Regions from separate parts of the Homo sapiens genome. Here region 1 is linked to region 2. A link is an interaction called in ENCODE POLR2A ChIA-PET data of the cell type or tissue named here. Cell type or tissue: Panc1. All regions are shown on one strand. Links, peaks and the distances in the headings refer to the core of each region. The heading gives the core; the rest is flanking DNA.

Region 1 (2,908 bases), core at 121-2,620, 100 kb after region 2:
CATAGCCTTTCAATTCTAGTCATAATAATGGTGATTAAGATAAAAACAAATGGTTGGTCACAGAAGGCCAACAAAAATAACCGTGTGATTGAGCACTTCCTGAGCTCCCACTCTGTGCCTGAGCTCATCACTTCATCTCATTTTTCCTTGAAACAACCCTGTAAGATACATGCTGCTATTCTCATTTTGTTTATTTATTTTGAGATAGGGTCTCGCTTTGTCACCAGGCTGGAGTGCAGTGGCACGATCACTGCTCACTGCAGCCCTGACTTCCCAGGCTCAAGGATCCTCTCACCTCAGCCTCCCGAGTAGCTGTGACTAAAGGCATGTGGCACCACGCCTAGCTAATTTTTAATTTTTTTGTAGAGGTGGTGATCTTGTTATGTTGCCCAGGCTGGTCTCGAATTCCTGGACTCAAGTCATCCTCCTGCATTGGCCTCCTAAAGTGCTGGGATTACAGGTGTGAGCCACCGTGCCTGGCTACTATTCCTATTTTATAGATAAGAAAACTGAAGCTCATGGGCCGGGTGTACAACGGCTCACGCCTGTAATCCTAACACTTTGGGAGGCCGAGGTGGATAGTAGATCATTTGAAGTCAGGAGTTCGAGACAAGCCTAGCCAACATGGTGAAACCCCATCTCTACTAAAAATACAAAAATTAGCCGGGCATGCTAGCACGCACCTATAATCCCAGCTACTCGGGAGGCTGAGGTGGTAGAATCGCTTGAACCTGGGAGGCGGAGGTTGCAGTGAGCCGAGATCGTGCCACTGCACTCCAGCCTGGGTGAAGAGCAAGACTCTGTCAGAAAAAAAAAAAAAAGAAGAAGAAAGAAAGAGAAAGGAAAGAAAGAGAAAGAAAGAAAGAAAGAAAGAGAGAGAGAGAGAAATAAAGGAAAAGAAAGAAAAGAAAAGAAGGAAAGAAGGAAGGAAGGAAGCCAAAGCTCAAAGAAATTATACCACTTGACTGGGTCACCCATCGAGGAAGGGGTGGAGTGAAGGTTCAAACCCAAGTTTTTGACACTAAAGCCCACGCTCTTTCCCCTGTATGTAGTATTTTCTTGCAGAATTTTTCTGCCCTGATATTTAAGAACTTCTTTTTGTCTAAATATTTATTCATCCTGCTACAATGTAAACACAGCTATGCAAATATATTAATGGATATTTGTTTTGCTTTGTTGTTTTTACTGAGGGCACCCTAGCACATACACAAACGATGACCCAGCACCAGGGAGGTTGCTTGTTTTCTGGCTTCTGCTTTTTTTTTTTTTTTCCTTCCCCCTGATCCTGTCTTCTGCTTCTCTCCCATGCCTTTGTGTTGCCCCTAGGGTGTTTCTCTACTTTCCACCTTCCCTCTCCATCCTCTCTGCTCCTTTAGACCTTGGCAGCCAATCCTGTACCTCCAGCATCTCGTTGCCTAGCAACCGGCTTCCTACCTGCCCCATTGTGTTAGAATCTCCATGACAACAAGTATTGCCAAAAGAGAGAAAAAAAAGTTAGGTGGTAGCAGGAGGTGATGAGACCCTTTATTTTAGGACATTTGTGCAGTTTTGCCAGCAATAATTTGCTCACTCTCAGGATTCCCCAGAGGGTGTCACAAATGGACTGAACCCAGACCTCATGAGATAACAAGTCACGAGACTGACAGTCTGTCTGTGTGTGGGGATATAAACTCTAGCATAGAGGCATTCATGTGAGGGGCAAGAATGAGAGCCACGGGCATTTTTTGTTTAGACAGATGGGACTGGGTCACATGATCCCCTTTCTGTGGGTCAGTTCAGGAAGGCAGCCTGAATGAGGGAGGATTTTTTAATAGTTGCACAAGTAAGGTAAAGGAGAATACTTTCCAATAAGCCATAGGTGTGGGTGCATCTGAATTGGGCCATGCCTGGCCAGCTGCATCTAGGGGAGGGCTAAGGAGAGGGGGAATGGGAGATACCATAAACAAGATTTGGGGCAACACAGTCTCCTGCCTAAGCACTGTGGGGGGGTGTGAGCCCCGTGAGATCCCTGCTCTGTCCATCTCCAGGCTGTGGTTGGCCTCAGCAGCCTCTGCATCCCTTCTGCTTTGCCTAGAGGGAGACTGCAGGGAAAAAGAGGGAAAGAGGAAGTGGGAAAGAAGTCCAGACCATGTTAGATTTCCAGGTGCGTGGGCTTGTGTTCACAATGGGGACCCTGGCTCTTTCATTCACAGCCTCTGAAGGCCTGACATATATTCACCACATGGCTATGGGATCCACCTAGAAAGGGGAAGTCAGGTGATGTCTTAGAAAGGGGAGGCACTGAGAAGAAAGGTGAGACAGCTGGAGCAGGTCAGAGCACTTAGGCACTGCCTTTCTGGACATGTGGCCAGGGATCGACCAGGACCCTTGTGAAGGCAAGGACTTGCACATTGCGAAACCTCCTCTCCTGTGGGCAAAACAGGGGGCTACCTGGTCTGTCTTTATTGTTCAAGGTAGACAGTGCATGGAAGACCTGTCCCCAAGCCAGTATCTGGCACTTATAGCCACTCAACCTACCCACCCAACCATGCTATTTTGCTGGCACTTTCCTCACTACTACTGCCATGTGAACTGTGAGGCTGTCCTAAGGCCACGGGTCATCTTGTCATCCTGTCCATGCACCTGGCCCTTGAACTTCACAGGCAGAAGAGCATCTTTGCGTCTCCAAACTCCAAACAGAAGGACTAGAAAGACTGCAGTCCTGGTATTCTGTATTTCTGTCCTCTTCATGGACAGAAAGTTCTTTGTAACCTCTAACTTAAATCCCTGAAGTAGAGCAGTTCACTTGTTATTATCTGTGTTCATTGGGGAAGAACAGAACAAGATCTGCTGGCTATGGGGCCACCCCACACACACATTTTCTCCAGCTTTGCTCCCCTACTTGGCCTGACTGTTCAAGGCCCCCAGC
Region 2 (2,908 bases), core at 143-2,642:
CTGGACTGCAGTGGCACAATCTCTGCTCACTGCAACCTCCATCTCCTGAGTTCAAGCAATTCTCATGCCTCAGCCTCCTGAGTAGCTGGGATTATAGGCGCCCGCCACCACCACCATACCCGGCTAATTTTTGTATTTTTATTAGAGACAGGGTTTCACCATGTTGGCCAGGCTGGTCTTGAACTCCTGACCTCAAGTGATCTGCCTGCCTCGGTCTCCTAATGTGCTGGGATTATAGGCATGAGTCACTGCTCCCAGCCACATCATCTCATTTCATCCTCATCATCCGAAGATAAAGAATGTATGCCCACCTTACAGACAAGACAAGCAAGGCTCAGAGCGGTTAGGCAAGTTGCTTATAGTCACACAGCTGGAAGAGATAGACCTGGGATTCTAATGCAAGCTCATCTATTTCTGAATCCTCTGGGTCCCAGTCACCATGCTGTGGCCCTTGCATATTTAAGAGGGGCTGCTCATGATAGGCATACAATACATCAGTGCTGGCCCTCTTCCTCGGCCTTCTCCTTTTCCAACCCCCTGAACCAGCAGGGGACATACTCAGGCCCCTAGGAACACCCCTAAGGGAGGAAAATTCCCCTAGCCACATGGTTGGGAGCCAGTTCCAAGCACTGTTTTGTTACAGACACAAAAGCCCTTCTCCCTCTGGGGGAGACCCACAGCTCCATACAGGCCTCCCCTTGTTTTCCCTGGCTCCGTGTCAGGGGCCCACATCCAGCAGGGCCCCAGGGAATCAAGAACATGGGCGGAGAAATGGGTGAAACCCAAGGACCTGCCAGTAAGGAAAATCTGCTCAGGACGTCTCTTAGCCAGGCTGCTCTTTTGAGCCTGGTCATTTAGTTAGGGCGAGGGTGGGGGGTCTCCCCTCAAGAGCCCAGTGAAAGGACAGGGCTCTATTGCCTTGAGATGAAAAGTGATGACTCTATCCCTAGCCAGGAAGGGTTTCAGGCAGTGCCTGTGGATGAGGTCCTGTCCCCCTCTGCCCACAAGAGGACCCCTCCAGGTGACCCTGCCTGTGGGGAAGAGGCTCAGCTGGAGGGAACCCTGGCAACAGGCAGGGCTCAGTCTTCACTCCACCTCCTCCCTTTCTGCCCTTCTCTCCAACAGCCAAATTCTGCCTGTAGGGAGGCCGAATTGCCTTAAAAGGAAACCTGTTTCTCAGAGTTCATGGAGTGCCTTAGAGGGACACTTGGCTCCTTCTTAATTGCCTTCCCAGCTCTCCGGCACAGAGGCCCTGCAGAAGGCTGGGACAAGAGAAGTTCCCAAGGTCAGAGTTCAGGCTGTACAGGTCAATGGTTAGGAAAACAAGAGCTGGGATTCGATCAATATGGATTTACCCCTTCCTAGCTGAATGATCTTGGGCAAGTTACTTTCCTTTCTGAGTGTCAATTTGCTTGTCTCTAAAATGGACCGTATATGGACTCCCTAAAATTCAGCTGTAAGGATTAAATGAGGAGGTATGGAAGTGATGGCCAGCACACTGTAAGTGCCCGCCCCTCTGACTACCACTCACACGACTGGACCAGTCATACGTCGACTCCACACTGCTAGATGTGGGCCAGCCATCCACATGTAGCTAGTCCACATATGGAAGGAGCGAGGCTTAAGAAGTACCATGCCAAATAGGGCCAGGAACTCCTGATTCATCTGCTAGCCCAGCGAATGAGTCTGGGACAAGTTACTTGCCCTTCTTTGGGGTTTAGCTCCCCCCAGCTGTCTGTGATGTCCCATTTCACTCTGTTGACCATCTCAACAGAGAACAGAGCTTGAATTTTCTACTGAATGGCTGGAAACACCTGGTCAGCTGTTTTCCTGAAACGGCTGGCGGCTAGAAGCCTGCTGTGTCTGCTGCTGCATCTTCCTAGCCTGGCTGTCCCATTAGGACTGTACCCAGATCCCCAGTTAGGACTGTACCCAGATCCTCAGCCTTGAGACAAGAAAGCCAAGGTGGCAGCTCTTACAGCAGCAGCAAAAGGAGAAGAAAAAGGTCACAGACTCTCAGTCACCCCAAATCTCATGAAAGTCAGGCTCGGCTGGGTGTGGTGGCTCACGCCTGTAATCCTTGCACTTTGGGAGGCTGAGGCAGGCGGATCACTTGAGGTCAGGAGTTCGAGACCGGCCTGGCCAATGTAGTGAAACCCCATCTTTAATAAAAATACAAAAATTAGCCGGGTATGGTGGCGGGCACCTGTAATCCCAGCTACTCCGGAGGCTGAGGCATGAGAATTGCTTGAAACAGGAGATGGAGGTTGCAGTGAGCAGCGATCTTGCCACTGCACTCCAGCCTGGGCAATAAAGCAATACTCAGTCTCAAAATAAATAAATAAATAAATAAATAAATAAATAAATAAAGTCTGGCTCAGGTGACAGGTTGAAGGAACCATCGCAGAGATGTAAAATCCCTAACTGCCAGCCACCAGTGTCTGAAGGCAAGCCCCTTCTTATCAAACCCTTCAAAACCATCCCATATCTTTATTTCTACAGTGGAAAAATCCCATCTCTCCCATTCCAAAATCATTTATTCCCTAGGGCCAAAGAGTGACTGACGGCACAGGGTTAAAGTCCCCATCCACTTGCTCCAGTAGAAACCTGTCAGATGTTTATCTAGCTCCCTCGCATTAGCTGAGCTGCTTGGTATCTGCCAGGTGGACAGGAGGGCTGGCATCCCTTCCAATCTGCAGCTCGGCTTTTGCCTCCACGCCCCAGTGTCCAGAGAGCAGCTGAGGGCAGAGAGAGGAGGGGGCTGGGCTGGTCAGGGCTCAGAGCCAAGTCTTAGAAGTGACACCTGAGAGCTCAGGAAATCAGCCTCTCCTGAAGCTCAGGGTCACGGGTAGGGGGAGAATGGCTGCCATGGAGATGGGGCAGGCTTGGCCTCAGCTTTCCATGTCCC

The links. Peaks named below come from ENCODE experiments on the same cell type or tissue, not always from the same donor. Only the 100,000 strongest peaks of a DNase experiment are listed, where the experiment ranks them.
Region 1: POLR2A ChIA-PET joins it to region 2 with 6 read pairs; 1 of 35 experiments calls an interaction of 5 or more read pairs at or near these places.

The regions. Positions count from the first base shown.
Region 1 is chr1:201,603,874-201,606,781 of GRCh38, forward strand. The region is part of intron 2 of NAV1 (neuron navigator 1); the gene reads left to right. All of the region lies in intron 1 of LOC124904482 (a long non-coding RNA gene), which reads right to left. Among named protein-coding and RNA genes, the nearest start is that of NAV1, 66 kb to the left of the region's middle. In Panc1, for the core only: no CTCF peak of the experiment used is centred there; a DNase peak (open chromatin) is centred at 1,188.
Region 2 is chr1:201,499,662-201,502,569 of GRCh38, forward strand. All of the region lies in intron 1 of CSRP1 (cysteine and glycine rich protein 1), which reads right to left. Among named protein-coding and RNA genes, the nearest start is that of CSRP1, 6.0 kb to the right of the region's middle. In Panc1, for the core only: no CTCF peak of the experiment used is centred there; no DNase peak of the experiment used is centred there; H3K27ac peaks cover 1,191 bases.